2 separate regions of the Homo sapiens genome follow, and region 2 is linked to region 1. A link is a loop called in an ENCODE intact Hi-C map of the cell type or tissue named here. Cell type or tissue: heart left ventricle. All regions are shown on one strand. Links, peaks and the distances in the headings refer to the core of each region. The heading gives the core; the rest is flanking DNA. Region 1 has its middle 28 kb from the start of G6PC1. Region 2 overlaps LINC00671 (long intergenic non-protein coding RNA 671).

Evidence for each region. A loop is a pair of places that touch in the nucleus more often than their neighbours do. Peaks named below come from ENCODE experiments on the same cell type or tissue, not always from the same donor. Only the 100,000 strongest peaks of a DNase experiment are listed, where the experiment ranks them.
Region 2: it touches region 1 in a loop (2.5-fold over the local background); 10 of 110 quality-filtered maps call a loop at or near these places.

What each region holds. Positions count from the first base shown.
Region 1 is chr17:42,925,128-42,933,459 of GRCh38, forward strand. It overlaps the pseudogene RNY4P2. Among named protein-coding and RNA genes, the nearest start is that of G6PC1, 28 kb to the left of the region's middle. RefSeq lists enhancers at 3,322-3,898, 3,788-3,937. In heart left ventricle, for the core only: a CTCF peak has its summit at 4,320; no DNase peak of the experiment used is centred there; H3K27ac peaks cover 233 bases.
Region 2 is chr17:42,878,329-42,886,660 of GRCh38, forward strand. LINC00671 (long intergenic non-protein coding RNA 671) reads right to left here. Exons shown (of 6, transcript NR_027254.1): 3 at 6,267-6,358; 4 at 199-1,490. Among named protein-coding and RNA genes, the nearest start is that of LINC00671, 16 kb to the right of the region's middle. RefSeq lists an enhancer at 1. In heart left ventricle, for the core only: a CTCF peak has its summit at 369; no DNase peak of the experiment used is centred there; H3K27ac peaks cover 81 bases.

The DNA.
Region 1 (8,332 bases), core at 257-8,256:
CTTTGAATGTCTTAGTGCCAATCTACTCGTTTCCTTCCTTCTCTGACAGCCAACAAGTTGATCATTCAATTAACAGAACACTTAGATTACTGTCAACTTAAAGTTAACATCTTTATTACTGTAATAAGAAATTTTTAACTCTAAAGGTTTCAAATTATTTGTTCATAAAATCCCTTATGATTACCACTTATGTAAGCAGGGTCCATCTTTTAATTTAATAATTTTTCAGCTGGAACAATTCGTTCATTTCACAAGTATTTATCAAGCATCTGCTATATTCCAGACATTTCTGGAATTAAAATAGCTAGTATAGGCCGAGCGCGGAGGCTCACGCCTGTAATCTCAGCACTTTGGGAGGCCGAGGCAGATGGATCACCTGAGGTCAGGAGTTCAAGATCCGTCTGGCCAACATGGTGAAACCCTGTCTCTACTAAGTACAAAAAATTAGCCAAATGTGGTGGTGCATGCCTGTAATCCCAGCTACTTGGGAGGCTGAGGCAGGAGAATCACTTGAACCTGGGAGGCAGAGATTGCAGTGAGCTGAGATTGCGCCACTGCACTCCAACCTGGGTAACAAGAGTGAAACTCCTTTTCAAACAAAAAAAAATTTTTTTTTTTTGTAAAGACAAGGGCTCTCTATGTTGCCCAGGCTGGTCTTGAACACCTAGACTCAAATGATCCTCCTGCCTCAGCCTCTCAAAGTGCTAGGATTACAGGTGTGAGCCACCACACCCAGTTTAGGTTCTTAATATTTTACCCCAAACCTGGTCATCTCTACAATTCTGTATCTCAGTGAATGGTAAGTCCATCCATCCACACGCTATCTTCCTCCTTCCCATCCATCCTCCATCCATCAAATCCTCTTACTTTTACCCCTTAAATATCTCTAAAATCTGCCATTTCTTGCCATTTCTACTGCTGCCTACCCCAGATAAAAGTCACCACCATCAATGGCAATGGCCTGCAATGGCCTTCTTTTTTTCTTTTTTTTTTTTTGAGACGGAGTTTCACCTTGTTGCCCAGGCTGATCTTGGCTCACTGCAACCTCCGCCTCCCAGGTTCAAGTCATTCTCCTGCCTCAGCCTCCCAAGTAGCTAGGATTACAGGCCCATGTCACCACGCCCAGCTAATTTTTATATGTTTAGTAGAGACGGGGTTTCACCATGTTGGCCAGGCTGGCCTAGAACTTCTGACCACAGGTGATCTACCTGCCTCGGCCTCCCAAAGTTCTGGGATTACAGGTGTGAACCAACGAGTCCAGCTGCAATGGGCTTCGTAAATGTTCCCTGCATTCACTCTCGCCCTTTTCATATCCATTCACCAGAAGACTGATGGAGTGATCTTTTTAAACCCAAAATCTGATATCACACTCTTGCTTGAAACTTTTTAATGGATTATCACTGTTCTTAGGATATAAATCTTTATTATGAAAAACTTGGCCAGGCGCCGTGGCTCATGCCTGTAATTCCAGCACTTTGGAAGGCCGAAGAGATAGGATTGCTTGAGTCCAGGAATATAAGACCAGCCTGAGCAACGTAGTGAGACCCCCGTCTTTATTTTTTGCTTTTTTGTGTGTTTTTTCATTTCTGCTTTTTTTTTTTTTTTTTAAGACGGAGTCTTGCTCTGTTGCCCAGGCTAGAATGCAGTGGCTTAATCTCAGCTCACTGAAACCTCCACCTCCCAGGTTCAAGCAATTCTTCTACCTCAGCCTCCCGAGTAGCTGGGATTACAAGCACACACCACCACATATGGCTAATTTTTATGTTTTTAGTAGAGACTGGGTTTCACCATGTTGGTCAGGCTGGTCTTGAACTCCTGACCTTAAGTAATACACCCGCCTCGGCCTCCCAAAGTACTGAGATTACAGGAGTGAGCCACCCTGTCTGGTCTCACTTCTTTTTGTATCTTTTTCCTTCATCTTTTATTTTCTACCCATCTCTCCATTTTTAAATTAATACATACATAAATTTTAAAAAGGAAAAAAACTTGTACATGAATATTCAGAGCAGGATTATTCATAATAGCTAAAAAGCAGAAACAACCTGAATGTCCATCAACTAATGATAAATAAACAAAATATAGCCTAGCCATAGAGTGCAATATTATTTGGCCATGGAAGGAATGAAGTATGAATACATGCTAGAGTGTGGATGAACCTTGAAAACATTATACTAAGTGAAAGAAGCAAGGCACAAAAGATCACATACCATATAATTCCATTTATAGAAATGTCCAGAATCGGCAAATCCATAGAGACAGAAAGTAGATTGGTGGTTGCCTAAGGCTAGATGTTTGGGGGAAATGGAGAGTGACTGCTGAAGGCTGCAGGGTTTTTTTTTTAGGGTGACGAAAATGTTCTCAAATTGACTGTGGTTATGTACAACTCTGTGAATATACTAAAAACCAATGAATTGTATTTTTTTCTTTTTTTAATTTCTTTCTTTTTTTTTTTTTTTTTTGAGAGAGTCTCACTCTATTACCCAGGCTGGAGCACGGTGGCATGGTCATAGCTCACTGCAGCCTCAACCTCCTGGGCTCAAGAGATCCTCCCAACTTAGCCTCCAGAGTAGTTGGGAATACAGGTAGATACCACAATGCCTGGGTAACTTTTTAATTTTTCATAGAGATGAAGTTGCACTGTGTTGCTCAGGCTGATCTCAAACTCCTGGCCTCAAGCAATCCTCCCACCTTGGCTTCCCAAAGTGCTGGGATTATAGGCATGAGCCACCATGCCCGGCTGAATTGTACATTATTTATTTATTTTATTTTATTTTTTTGAGACAGAGTTTTGCTCTCATCCCCCAGGCTGGAGTGCAATGGTGTGATCTCAGGTCACTGCAACTTCCGCCTCCCAGGTTCAATCAATTCTCCTGCCTCAGCCTCCCGAGTAGCTGGGATTACAGGCACCCACCACCACACCAGGCTAATTTTTATATTTTTAGTAGAGATGGCGTTTCACAATGTTGGCCAGGCTGGTCTCAAACTCCTGACTTCAAGTGATCCACCCACCTTGGCCTCCCAAAGTGCTGGGATTACAGGTGTGAGCCACCGCACCCCAGCCACAGCATTTCTTTTCTTTTCTTTTCTTTTTTTTTTCTTTTTGAGATGGAGTCTCTCTCTGTTGCCCCAGACTGGAGTGCAGTGGCGCAATCTCAGCTCACTGCAACCTCCACCTCCTGGATTCAAGTGATTCTCCTGCCTCAGCCTCCCAAGTAGCTGGGATTACAGGCATGTGCCACCATACCCAACTAATTGTATTTTTAGTAGAGACGGGGTTTCAGTATGTTGGCCAGGCTGGTCTTGAACTCCTGGCCTCAAGTGATCCACCTGTCTCTGCTTCCCAAAGTGCTGGGATTACAGGCATGAGCTACCTCAACTGGCTACCAAATTGTGCATTTTAAATGTGTGAATTTTGTGGTGTGTGAATTATATCTCAATAATGCTCTTACCAAAAAAAAAAAAATCTTTATATGGCCTCTGAAAGCTTACCTCAGCTGGACCTTGTCTACCGCACCTCACCTGGTCTCCTTCACCTCATTCCACAAAGCACAGCCAATGTCATCTTGGTTCCTCCAATGCAACACACTCCAGCCCTCCTCCGAGCTTGGGCTTTTACACACCCCCCTTCTTAGAACACTCTTCTGCCTCTTCACATAATTCAGTCCTCCACATTGGTATCACTTTCTCAAGGAAGCCTCCCTGCCCACCCACCATGAGTCATGATCAAGTTCCTCTTCTGGGCCTGCCAAAGCACCCCTTTTACTTTGCTCTCTACCAAACGTCACTTTGTGATTATTTGGATCATGTCCGTCTTCCCCACTAGACTAGGCCCCATGAGTGCAGCTCCATGCCTGCTTTGCTCACTCTTGCACTTAAACCCTGTGCCTAGCCCTGGCCTAACACATGAGGAGGACTCCAGATATCTTGGTTGAATAATAAATGAGCAATATATTACTGTTTGCCCCTAACTTGGAAAACAAATGATAGGTTCAACAATTCTAGAGCTCCACAAATGACTCAGCAAAAACATGTTCGGAGGCACTCCCAACGTGAAATTAGAAGGTTGGAAACTCAGAGGACGGGACAGGCTTAGATAGAAACATTGGCCTCTTCCCAGGTAAGTTCTCCCCAGGAGGTGGGGAGCAAACTCTCTGAGCAGCCAGTTACAGGGAACTCATGACTAAGCTCTGTTGCTGTTTATCAAGATACACACTGACTCTCAGAAGTTCTAGCGTGAACCAAATCCTGCTTCAACCCCATGGGCTTTCAGTGTAGGACTTTTTCTTTTTGTTGGTGATCACACACCCTACTGGTGGCTTAACCAATTACATTGCCTCAGCCCCTGTGACACTCCAGCTCCGCGTCCCCTTTATGATGCTTCAAATATCATAAAAGCAGAGAAAAATCATATGTCATATATCAGAAAATCATATATCAACTTTTTTTTATTTTGAGGTCTTTCACACACTGAACTTATTTTAATCATAATTGTCAATTATAAATAAACATAATTACTATGTTCCTTTTTTGATGTCAAATTGTTGCAATTTGGACAGTGGCTTCCTTATCCTTCTACCATTGCTGGCCTAAAATCCTTGTGTTCTAGGCCCATTCCAAATTTTCCTTGTTCCAAGACACAGAATCAGCCACCCACTAAGAAGTCTCATTTCCTTTTGATGGGTGCACGAGAGTGGGAGGTTAGCAGAAGAAATGCTGTTAATGGGCTAGGTGCAGTGGCCTAGCCTGTAATCCCAACACTTTGGAAGGCTGAGGCAGGAGGATCACCTGAGGTCAGGAGTTCGAGACCAGCCTGGCCAACATGGGGAAACCCCATATCTACTAAAAATACAAAAAATTAGCTGGGCGTGGTGGTGTGTGCCTGTAATCCCAGCTACTCAGGAGGCTGAGCCAGGAGAATTGCTTGAACCCAGGAGGCGGAGGTTGCAGTGAGCTGAGATCATGCCACTGCACTCCAGCCTGGGCAACAGAGAGAGACTTCATCTCAAAAAGGAAAAAAAAAAAAAGAAGAAGGAAAAGAAATGCTGTGGCCAGGGCATGGTGGCTCACGCCTGTAATCCCAGTACTTTGGGAGGCTGAGGCAGGTGGATCATGAGGTCAGGAGCTCAAGACCAGCTTGGCCATTATGGTGAAACCCCATCTCTACTAAAAATACAAAAATTAGGCAGATGCCTATAATCCCAGCTACTCAGGAGGCTGAGGGAGGAGAATCACTTGAACCTGGGAGGCAGAGGTTCAGTGAGCCAAGATTGAGCCACTACAGTCCAGCCTGGCAACAGAGCGAGACTCCATTTCAAAAAAAGAAAAAAGAAAAAGAAAAAGAAATGCTGTTAATGAACTGTATTTTAGGGTCAGAGCCAGGAAATTATATTTCTCTTAAAGCTTATGGGTTCACAATAATGTTTCCAATTGAACTCTATGTTGTAATTTTTTATTCAATATAAAATATTTTCAGGCCAGGCCCGGTGGCTCATGCCTGCAATCCCAACACTAGAAGGCAAGACGGGAGAATTGCTTGAGACCCAGAGTTCAGGACCAGCCTGGGTAACATACCGCAACCCCCTCTCTATAAAAGAAAAAAAAGATATAATTGTTTTCATTTATTTTATCTGCAATATTCCTGCATAGAGATTTAATCTTCACCCTCACTATAATTGCATTTCCTTTACTAGCCCTCATTTGCCTTGCCAACCGCCATTATACCGTCCCTTTGCTGATGGTGATGTCTGTTGGCTTGGTCTCCTTGTTCTGGTTGACCAGACTATCCTCCTGTTATAAACAGCAGGAAACACAACCCCAAAACACACATACACACACACTGGAAGCCTACATGAATTTCACATGCATCGTTTGAGGCAGCCTCCTGAGAGCCAGTCATCCTTCCAAGACAGTGACTGCTTCGGGAGTAAAATCATAACTGAGAGAGTCTCAGGGAACTTTGTTGTTGTTTTACTGAGTTGACATTTGGGAAGTTTAAGGTCTTTATTGCTCTGACAGAGTATTTTAACTTAATTTTTTTTGTTGAGACAGAGTCTTGTTATGATGCTCAGGTTGCTCTCGAACTCCTGGGCTTGAGTGATCCTCCTGCCACAGCCTCCTGAGCAGCTAGGATTACGTAGGTGCACGTCACCATACCTGGCTCTTTATCTTGCTTTTTGTCATTAGAAAAGTATCACACAAATGAATTACAAAGAAGATCATTTCATTCAGAAATGTTGGAAACTACTGAAAAGTATAAAGATGAAACTAAAAATCACTCCAATCTCATCATCCAGAAATAACTGAGGGCCAAGGCACAGTGGCTCGCATGTGTAATCCCAGCACTTTGGGAGGCTGAGGCAGGAGGATCACTTGAGCCCAGGAGTTCAAGACCTGCCTGGGCAATATAGGGAGACTCTATCTCTACAAAAAAACACAAAAATACGAAATTACAAAAGAAACAAATAACTGAAGCTAACATTTTGAAAAAAGAAGTAGGCCGGGCGTGGTGGCTCACGCCTGTAATCCCAGCACTTTGGGAGGCCAAGGTGGGCTGATCACCTGAGGTCAGGAGTTCAAGACCAGACCGACCAATGTGATGAAACCCCGTCTCTACTAAAAATACAAAAATTAGCTGGGCATGGTGGCACATGCCTGTAATCCCAGTTACTCGGGGACTGAGACAGAAGAATCACTTGAACCTGGGAGGCAGAGATTGCAGTGAGCCGAGATCGCACCATTGCACTCCAGCCTGGGCAACAAGAGTGAAACTCCATCTCAAAAAAAAAAAAAAAAAAAAGAATACTGAGAATATGAAAAACCTTTTTTTTTCTAGATCCATCAATGCCTCTTGAAGAGAGTATCAAAAATCAATATGAAACTGAAAGAGCTACTGAACTGCAGACAAAAATTTCATCAGATACATCAGAGATTTCTCTAAAGGTTAAAAAGAAACGTGAGAAATATTAAAAGTCAATTGCCTGGTGTGGTGGCTTGCACCTATAATCCCAGCTACTTGAGAGGCTGAGGCAGAAGAATCCTTTGAGCCCAGAAGTTAGAGTTTACAATAAGTTCTGATTGCACTACTGCACTCCAGCCTGGGCCACAAGACAAGAAGACTCTGTCTCAAAAAAAAAAAAAAAAAAAGAGTCAGTTGTACTATTCTGCTTTGTGGTTTTGTGTATTAATCTGCAATTTATAGAGTTTTAATGAAAAGTCATCAGTGTTGGTAGAATGCTGATTTAAATGTATTTATGAGAAAATGTCACCTTGTCACCTGAGTTAAAACACACAATCAAAATGGCAGGGTGAAAACTGTGGACTCCAAAGTTCATGCTTTCACTAATTTCTTTTCTTTTTAAAAAAACATTTTTGGCCGGGCGCAGTGGCTCACGCCTGTAATCCCAGCACTTTGGGAGGCCAAGGTGGATGGATCACAAGGTCAGGCGATTGAGAACATCCTGGCTAAAACAGTGAAACCCCATCTCTACTAAAAATACAAAAAAATTAACCAGGTGTGGTGGCGGGCGCCTGTAGTCCCAGCTACTCGAGAGGCTGAGTCAGGAGAATCTCTTGAACCCGGGAGTTGGAGGTTACAGTGAGCTGAGATCGTTGCCACTGCACTCCAGCCTGGGTGAGAGAGCAAGACTCAATTGCAAAAAAAAAAAAAAACCTGGCAGGTAACTGTGTTTTGTTTTATTCTTAACTAATGTTTCTTTTTTTCTTAATCCAGTGAAATTTAGCAATGGGGGGTTGTATACCAACTTTAGTGACACTAATGTTAATAAGTTCTGATGACCCACTACCATCGGACCAGCCTAATGTTTCTTAATGAGAAACATTTCTTTCTGGGTGGTTAAACTTAATCAACCGTCCCATAAAAACAAGAAGACTCCTCTGCTGCCTAACTAAACAATCAAAAAACCAATTTTTTAATTTAAAAAAAAGGTTTAAGATTCAAGCCTACTTTTAGGCTCATCCTCTAAGAGAAATGAGTAAGCAAAGGCTGAGCTATAATCACAACATCCAGAGCTGCACTCAGTCCTGAAGCACCAGAACACACACATGGGCTGCCTGAGCTCCTCAAGTGCCCCTGCTGCCGCCACTGTTACCAGAAAGAAAAAAATGAGGTTGGTTCGCCTGGCAAGTAACAAACGACTTGCCATGAGAACACAGGGTTTTTTGTTAGTTTTTTTTGTTTGTTTTGGGGGTGGGGGGGTTTGAGACAGAGTCTCACTCTGTTGCCCAAGCTGGGGTGCAGTGGCGTGATCTCGGCTCACTGCAACCTCCACCTCCTGGGTTCAAGCGATTCTCCTGCCTCAGCCTCCCGAGTAGC
Region 2 (8,332 bases), core at 305-8,304, 47 kb before region 1:
GCCTCCCAGCGGGGGACCAGAGGCCAGGTCAGGGCAACAGCCTCCAGGGCTGCCCGTCATGGGCTGTGGACTTTGTATAGGCATAAATAAGAACCGGGACAATTTCCAGGAGGGGATTTGGGAGTGGGAGTAAGGTAAGGGGGAGGTAGGGCTCAAACACCAAGCTTTCTCAGGTGTGTCAAGGCAAGAGAAACTTACCCAGTATGTGGCGTCCACACCTCTGCTCCTTCAGTGTCTTTCCTGGGAGTGAGATCAAGAAGAGAGGGGGGGGTCCCGTCTCAGCAGGAAGCCCAGGCTGCCCACCCAGTCTGAGGGGACGGCACTGACTGGGCAGGATCTGGCAAGAGGGGAGTTTAGGGTGCAGATTTGGGTCCAATTCAGCTTGTGACCAGAAGAGGGATCATCAACTGGGATCCCAGATCACATGGAATCCTGTGGTTCCCTTGAGAACTGCCTGGACCCCCAGGTCAACCATATGGGCTGGAAAGGAAGTAAGTTCTAGCAAAAGGACCTTCATACAAGGACTAAAGCCGTGGGAACCACACTTCAATTCATGACTTTCAGCATATCTTGAAAGCACTTAGATAGGGAAGGTTTGGAAAGGCAGAACTGCTACTGCCGCTGCTGCTGCCTCTTCTTTCCATTTTGTGTCTCAGCTCAAAGATAGAGCTTCTCTTTACCCTCTCAGCCCAGATAAATATCTTGTTTTGCCTTTCTTGCATTTTTTTTTGTTTAAAGAAATTTGGAGGCTGAATTGGGAGGATCACTTGACCCCAGAAGGTCGAGGCTGCAGTGAGCCATGATTGCGCCACCGCACTCCAGCCTGGGCAACAGAGTGAGACCCTGTCTCAAAAAAAAAAAAAAAAGGCCGGGGGGGGGAGCATAATAGTGGAAATGCTCTGTCTTGCCCTGAAAATGAATGCTGTAGAGAGCCAGGGCTGCCACTCTTGGCTGCTCCACAGGTTGCTTCTCCAGATGCGGAGATGGGGAGAAGGGACCTGTGGCCCCAGGCTGAGGTCTGTGAGGGGCCTGCTGCTGTGGCTCACTTGCTGACCAAGGAGGATGCCATACGGCCCCCCACTGGGGTCTGAGGGCGCAACCCAAGCCACCCTGAAGGGGTGTGTGCACAAGGAGCTCTCAGGAGAAGCCCCCAAGGTGGCCTGTTGGAAGGCTCTGATGGGAACATTTCCTTCCACCTTCAAGAAAGAAGCAATGGGACCCTGAAGAATGCAGCCCAGAGAGATCCAAAGGGTCAGAAGCTCTGGGGCAAATCTGGTAAACTTCCTGGGGGTGCCACAGACTCATCTCCACCTTGCCCTGTGGTCTGGCCCCGCCTTCTGGTGGAGCCTGCCCCCGCCTTCTGGTGGAGCCTGCCCCGTCCCCACCCTGACACTTGACCTGTGGCTGACAGTGGGCCACCTCTGCTCCACTCAGGCTCCGTGGCCGGAGAGTCTGCAGCTTCTCTGGCATTCCTCCTCCCCGTCTGGGTCCTGTGATGGAAACAGTCTCATTCAGCTGCCCCAGAGACTCACAAGTCCTTTACTCATTCAGCAAGTATTTTCCAGTCCCTGCCATGTGTTGGGCCCCTGTTAATTCTATAGTAATATTTGTTGTGGTAAATAAAATTGCCTTCATAGTGATGTCATGGTGGAGGGAGGAACACTCAGGAGAAGAGGGTGTCTCTGAGCCCACAGAGCTCCCACTGCTATTTCTAAGAGGCCAGCAATACATCTTTGCATTTCAGAAAACTGGGTCTATTCAAGAAATAAAGATGGATGGAGGTCAAAATGGGAATGGATTTGGAGAACAGAGTGGGGGTGGGGATGGAGCAGGATGGAAATGAGAGGGGGTGGAGAGGGAATAGGGGGGAGGTTGGTGATGGGGAGGGGACAGGATAAGGAACAAGATGAGGAAGGGGGAAGGTGGAGTTGGAGTGGAGATGAGGATCAAAGTGAGGAGGGCTGGGTCATCCTCTGGCCTCTCCTACCATGCCCCATCTACACGGATGCAAAGAAAACTTCATTCACTCATCGAACGTTTCTGGGACTCTTCCTGAATGCCAGACTTGCATTGGTACAGAAAAATGACTCTCTTCATACTTGCCTTCAAAGAGCTCAGAGTCTGGGCTGCGGAGAGGTCTTTTTATAAACAAAAACACTGGCCGGGCACAGTGGCTCACACCTATAATTTCAGCACTTTGGGAGGCCAAGGCGGGTGGATCACATGAGGTCAGGAGTTTGAGACCAGCCTGGCCAATATGGAGAAACCCTGTCTCTACTAAAAATACAAAATTAGCCAGGCGTGGTGGTGCATGCCTGTAATCCCAGCTACTTGGGAGGCTGAGGCAGGAGAATCACTTGAACCCAGGATGTGGACGTTGTGATGAGCCGAGATCGTGCCATTGCACTCCAGCCTGGGCAACAAGAGTGAAACTCTGTCAAAAAAAAAAGAGCTATGACAGACAAGTGGGGCACAGAATGAGGAGCCATCTATCCCTGGTGGGAGTCTGGGAGGACTTCAGAGAGGAAGTGATGGTTATGTGTGTTTAATTGGATTCATTTATTTAATTCAATTAGTAATACATTCACATGTTCGAAATCCTAAAGGCACAAAAGAACTTGTGTCTGGTCATGGTTGCATAATTCTGTGAATGTACCAAACACCATGGAAACCATTGAATTATGTACTTTAAATGGGCGAATGATACAGTATGTGACTTATAGCTCAATAAAATTGTATTTCAGAAAAGGGTTTATGTCTCCATCCCACATCTGATAATAGTTCCTCCCTGAAGTCAAATAATATGGTGAGTTTCTTCTGTATCTTTTTTGTTGGGAGTTGGGGAGTGACATTTGAAGTGGTGAATGAGCTGAATTTAGTCAAGTAGTGGACTGCGGAATACAGTGTTCTGGCAGTGACAGAGGCACGAAGGCTCGTGGTTCTGTGAATGCCCCAATGGTTGGAGCATGGGGTGAGGGTGGCAGAATGGCAAAGGCTGATTGGGGGTGGGGTGAGCAGAGCCTTGGAGGCCATGCGAGGCAGTGTGTACTTCATCTGTAAGCAGTGATGATCCAGACCTTTAAGCTGCATGAAAAACAATGTGACAATAATTTAAAGACACCCAAATCTCCTTCCAACATCCCGTTGTCATTCACCTAAGTGAAACTGCAGTTCTTGTCTCTATGCACTCATGCGTTTACCTAGTTAGGTAAGCACAGTCTAAATACACTTTTGTATTCTACTTTTTCCATTTAATATTAATCATAAGCATCTTTACAGGTTGTCATGTAATACTCAAATGGATTTTTTTTTTTGAGATGAAGTCTCGCTCTGTTGCCCAGGCTGGAGTGCAGTGGCACGATCTCCGCTCACTGCAAACTCAGCCTCCTGGGTTCAAGCGATTCTCCTGCCTCAGCCTCCTGAGTAGCTGGGATTACAGGCACCCGCCATCGCGCCTGGCTAATTTCTGTATTTTTAGTAGAGACAGGGTTTTGTCATGTTGGCCAGGTTGTCTCAAACTCCTGACCTCAGGTAATCCACTCGCCTAGGCCTCTCAAAGTGCTAGGATTACAGGCATGAGCCACTGCACCCAGCCAAATGGATGGTTTTTAAAGGATAAGAGGTACTCTATCAAGTCGATAGTAAACAAATCATTCCCCATTGGGCAATTGGGTTGGTTCCAATTTGCTATCAAGTGGAAGAATGACCCAGTTGGATCTTGGCTTTGGACAATGGCTTTTACATGGCCAACTCACAGGCTCAGAGCTAAAAGGGATTCAGGGAGTCAGCTGGGCTCATCCTTAGGGTTTCTGTGGCCGTGAGTAAGCACCCCATCTGAACCCATTTCTTCATCTGGAAAGTGATAATGTATTTAAATCACTCAAAAGCTTTTTAGGCCTTGGTAGATTTCTCTGACACTGGAAGGTCCAACCACAGCCTACCTGTTACGCATCAAAGGAACTATCTGAAGACACTGGAATCCTAGCCAGGCAGGGTGACTCGTGCCTGTAATCCCAGCGCTTTGGGAGGCTGGGGCAGGAGGATCGCTTGAGGCCAGGAGTTCAAGGTCAGCCTGAGCAACAGAGTGAGATTCTGTCTCTACAAAAAATTATTAAAATTAGCCGACCGTGGTGGCACATGCTTATAGTTCTAGCTACTTGGGAAGCTTGAGATAGGAGGATCAAGTGACAAGCCCAGGAGTCCGAGGCTGCAGTGAGCTATTATTATACCACCGTACCCCAGCCTGAAGGACAGAGTACCCCAGCCTTGTCTAAAAAAAAAAAGACATAAGACTTTGACGTCCAGATGCTCTCTCCATATTCTGGCCTAGAAAAGTGTCCCCATCACCCTCTTGCCTTCCTTGGTCAGATGGCAAATGAGTGTCTGGGGCAGATGCACTCTGGAGGCTCAAGAGGAAACATTCGGGGCTGCCTGCAGCAGTGCTGAGGCTGCAGTTTAATTTTCTTTGACATCAGTGGTAGAATTTGTCCACTAGGGGCCGGGCGCAGTGGCTCACAACTGTAATCCCAGCACTTTGGGAGGCCGACGTGGGTGGATCACCTGAGGTCAGCAGTTCGAGACCTGCCTGGCCAACATGATGAAACCCTGTCTCTATTAAAAATACAAAAAATTAGCTGACCGTGGTAGCAGGTGCCTGTAATCCCAGCTACTCGGGAGGCTGAGGCAGGAGAATCGCTTGAACCCAGGAGGCAGAGGTTGCAGTGAGCTGAGATTGCACCATTGTACTCCAGCCTGGGCAACAAGAGCAAAATTCCGTCTCAAAAAAAAATAAAAATAGAATTTGTCCACTAGGTACTGTGCTAGGTGCTGGCGGGGGAGACAGTGGGTCCCAGACAGACAGACATGGCCCCCCGACTGGCTTGGCCCAGGGGAGATGCTGCTGGAACAAGAAAACCTCTCTGATGGTTCTTGGAAGTGGGAGCTGGCCCGAGGCCCTCCATCTGCCCCTCATCTCCCTCTCAGAGGCTGTTGCTTCTTCTCTCAGACCCTCTGGCCCCAGCTTCCCTGTAGCTGCCACAGAAACCTCATCATATGAAGGGAAAGAGGCTGTAGCATTCTCAGTAGGGCCCGGGTCTCAAACACCTCCATGCTGCATGTCTCTTATACCACTTTTTTTTTTTTTGAGACGGAGTTTTGCTCTGTTGCCCAGGTTGGAGTGCAAGTGCCATGATCTCGGCTCATTGCAACCTCTGCTTCCCGGGCTTAAGCGATTCTTGAGCCTCAGCCTCCCAAATGGCTGGGACTACAGGCACGCACCACCATCCCCAGCAAATTTTTGTATTTTTAGTAGAAATGGGGTTTCGCCATGTTGCCCAGGCTGGTCTCAAACTCCTGAGCTCAGGCATTCCATCTGCCTTGGCCTCCCAAAGTGCTAGGATTACAAGCATGAGCCACAGTACCCAGCCCCTTATGCCTCTTAACTTTACATCTCCGGGTCAGAATATGATGGGGAATTCTCCCTTTCTCGAGGACCTCCAAGGAATGTGATGTCTGTCACTCCCAATTCTCCTATTGAGAAGGAAAAGCCAGTACAGGACAGAATACTCTGGGCCAGATAATTTCCATCTTTGTTTCACTTAATCCGCATAACAACCTTGAAAGGCAGATGTTAATTACACCCATTTCACAGATGCAGAAACTACAATTCAGAGAGATTAGGAAACATGCCCACAGTCATCTGGCTGGTAAAAGGTGGGGCTGGGAGTGAACCCAGATCTTTGCAGAATTACACCTCACGGCCTTCCCTGGGCCGTGGCTCTTTTTCCACTGCCTGGTAGGCCTGTTTGAAGAATTAAACAAGGTATCAGACTCATCTGAATATTGTAAGAAAAAAAAAAAGAATGAAACAAGGTAATGCTTGAGAAACCCTTGGCACCTGATCCATATTAAGTGACCCTCTCAGAGCAAAGTCATCACTCAAATGACAAGGGCAGAAATATGCAGAGCTGCTTTTCACAAAGGTGCTCAACCTTGACTGCACATTGAAATCACCTGGGAAGCTTGTAAAACTCCACATACTCGGACTGCGCCTCAGCCTGATATGATCAGAGCCTCTGGGGGCAAACCACAGACATGACTGGCTTTTAAATTTCCCCGGGTGATTCTACTGTGTAGCCAAGGTTGGGAGAACTCTGGAGATGGTAGTTCAGTTCCAAGCCTCCCAAGAGGAAGCTGACTAGAGAGTCTAAGACATAAAGAATGTGTCCATCAGAAGGTGCAGAAAGGGGCCAGGCACAGTGTCTCACCTATAATTCCAGCACTTTGGGAGGCTGAGGCAGGCAGATCACTTGAGTCCAGGAGTTCGAGACCAGCCTGGCAACATGGCAAAACCCTCTCTCTACAAAAATACCAAAAAAAAAAAAAAAAATTAGCCAGGATGGTGACATGCACCTGTGGTCCCAGCTACTAGGGAGGCTGAGGTGGGAGGATCATTTGAGCCTGGGAGGCAGAGGCTGCAGTTAGCCAAGATCATGCCACTGCACTACAGCCTGGGCGACAGAGTGAGAAGACCCCGTCTCCCTCAGAAAGAGAGCATCACAGAGCCTGCCCTGACAGTGACAATCAGCCACATTTGGAGCAGAGGACCTGGCCAGGGCCAGGACACGTCCTGTCCTAGAGGCACTTTAGCCATGCACATGGAGTCATCGGGCCTTATTGAAGCTATATTGTGACCAACTGCTGGTTCTGATTCCCAGCTCGACAGGCCAGCTTCCCACCACATCATGGTGATGGGAAGAAAATGGACACATCACTTACATCTCTTTTTGTAAATGAACTAATTGACATTCTAATAAGAATTACTTTTGCTTTGACAGTTACAGTAAATCAACAGATTGACCTTCAGGTGTAATTTTGGTATATATAGACCTTCCCTGAAAGACAATTCCCATTGGTGAGCTGAGGAATCTGGTTTCTGATTCAGGCTTCTCCCTTGGAGTGGGGTGAATTCACCAATAAACCATCTTGAGATATCTTGGGAGATGTCAGCCAGCCTCATCTGATGCAACCAGCCTAGCCACGGACTTCACGTCTAACTTTCAGAGCAGAGACTCCATGTCAGCAAATTCCTCGCCTCCTTCCCTCCTCTCCTATAGTTTTGGCTTTTTGTATTGTTTTGTTTTTGTTGTTGTTTTGTTTTGTTTTTGTTTTTGTTTTTGAGACAGAGTCTCACTCTGTCACCCAGGCTGGAATGCAGTGGCGCGATCTTGGTTCACTGCAACCTCCGCCTCCAGGTTGAAGTGATTCTCCTGCCTCAGCTTATTGAGTAGCTGGGATTACAGGCGCCCGCCACCACGCTCAGCTAATTTTTGTATTTTTAATGGAGATGGGGTTTCACCATGTTGTTCAGGCTGGTCTCGAACTCCTGACCCCAGGTGATCTACCCACCTTAGCCTCCCAAAGTGCTGGGATTACAGGCTTGAGCCACTGTGCCCAGCCTGTTTGTTTTCTGAGACAAGGTGTTTCTGTGTCACCCAGACTGGAGTGCAGTGGTTCAATCTTGGCTCACTGCAGCCTAAACCTCCTGGGCTCAAGTGATCCTCCCAACTCAGCCTCCTGAGTAGCTGGGACTATAAACGCATGCCACCACCACTGGCTTTTTTTTTTTTTTTCAACAGGGTCTCGCTCCATCACTCAGGCTGGAGTGCAGTGGTGCGATCACAGCTCACTGCAGCCTCAGCCTCCCAGGCCCAAGCAATCCTCCTGCCTCAGCCTCCTGAGTCACTGGGATTACAAGTGTGCACCACCATACCCAGATAATTTTTAAATATTTTGTAGAGACAGAGTCTCCTTATGTTGCCCAGGCTGGTCTTGAACCTTGAGCTCAATGGATCTTCCTGCCTTGGCCTCTGAAAGCACTGGGTTTATAGGTGTGAGCAACTATGCCTGGCCCCCTCCTATAGTTTTTCCCTGGCCAATATCCCTCTTATAAATCCACAGAGCTTCTCACTCTCTGCAGGGAATATTAGGTCATTCACATACCTGGGTTCAGTCCCTACACCGCAGTCATCGTGATGCTTACACCCCAGACACCCCAGACGTGTGTCCTCCTTCAAACAGCCTATTCCCACCCACTAAGCCTCTGCCCATGTGTTCCGACTCCTCCCTCCCTTCCTTCCTCTGCTTCCTTCCTCTTTCCTCTTCCTTCTCCATCTAGTGACAGCTTATTCACTGTCTAAAACCCAACTCGAATCCCACTCTCTCGACCTTTCCCTGAACAACATTATTTACTTTGTTGTCTCTGCTCCCATAGTACTTTGGACAGAACTCTGCCATGGAGGTTCACAAACTGAACTCTAGTTCCTTGACCACG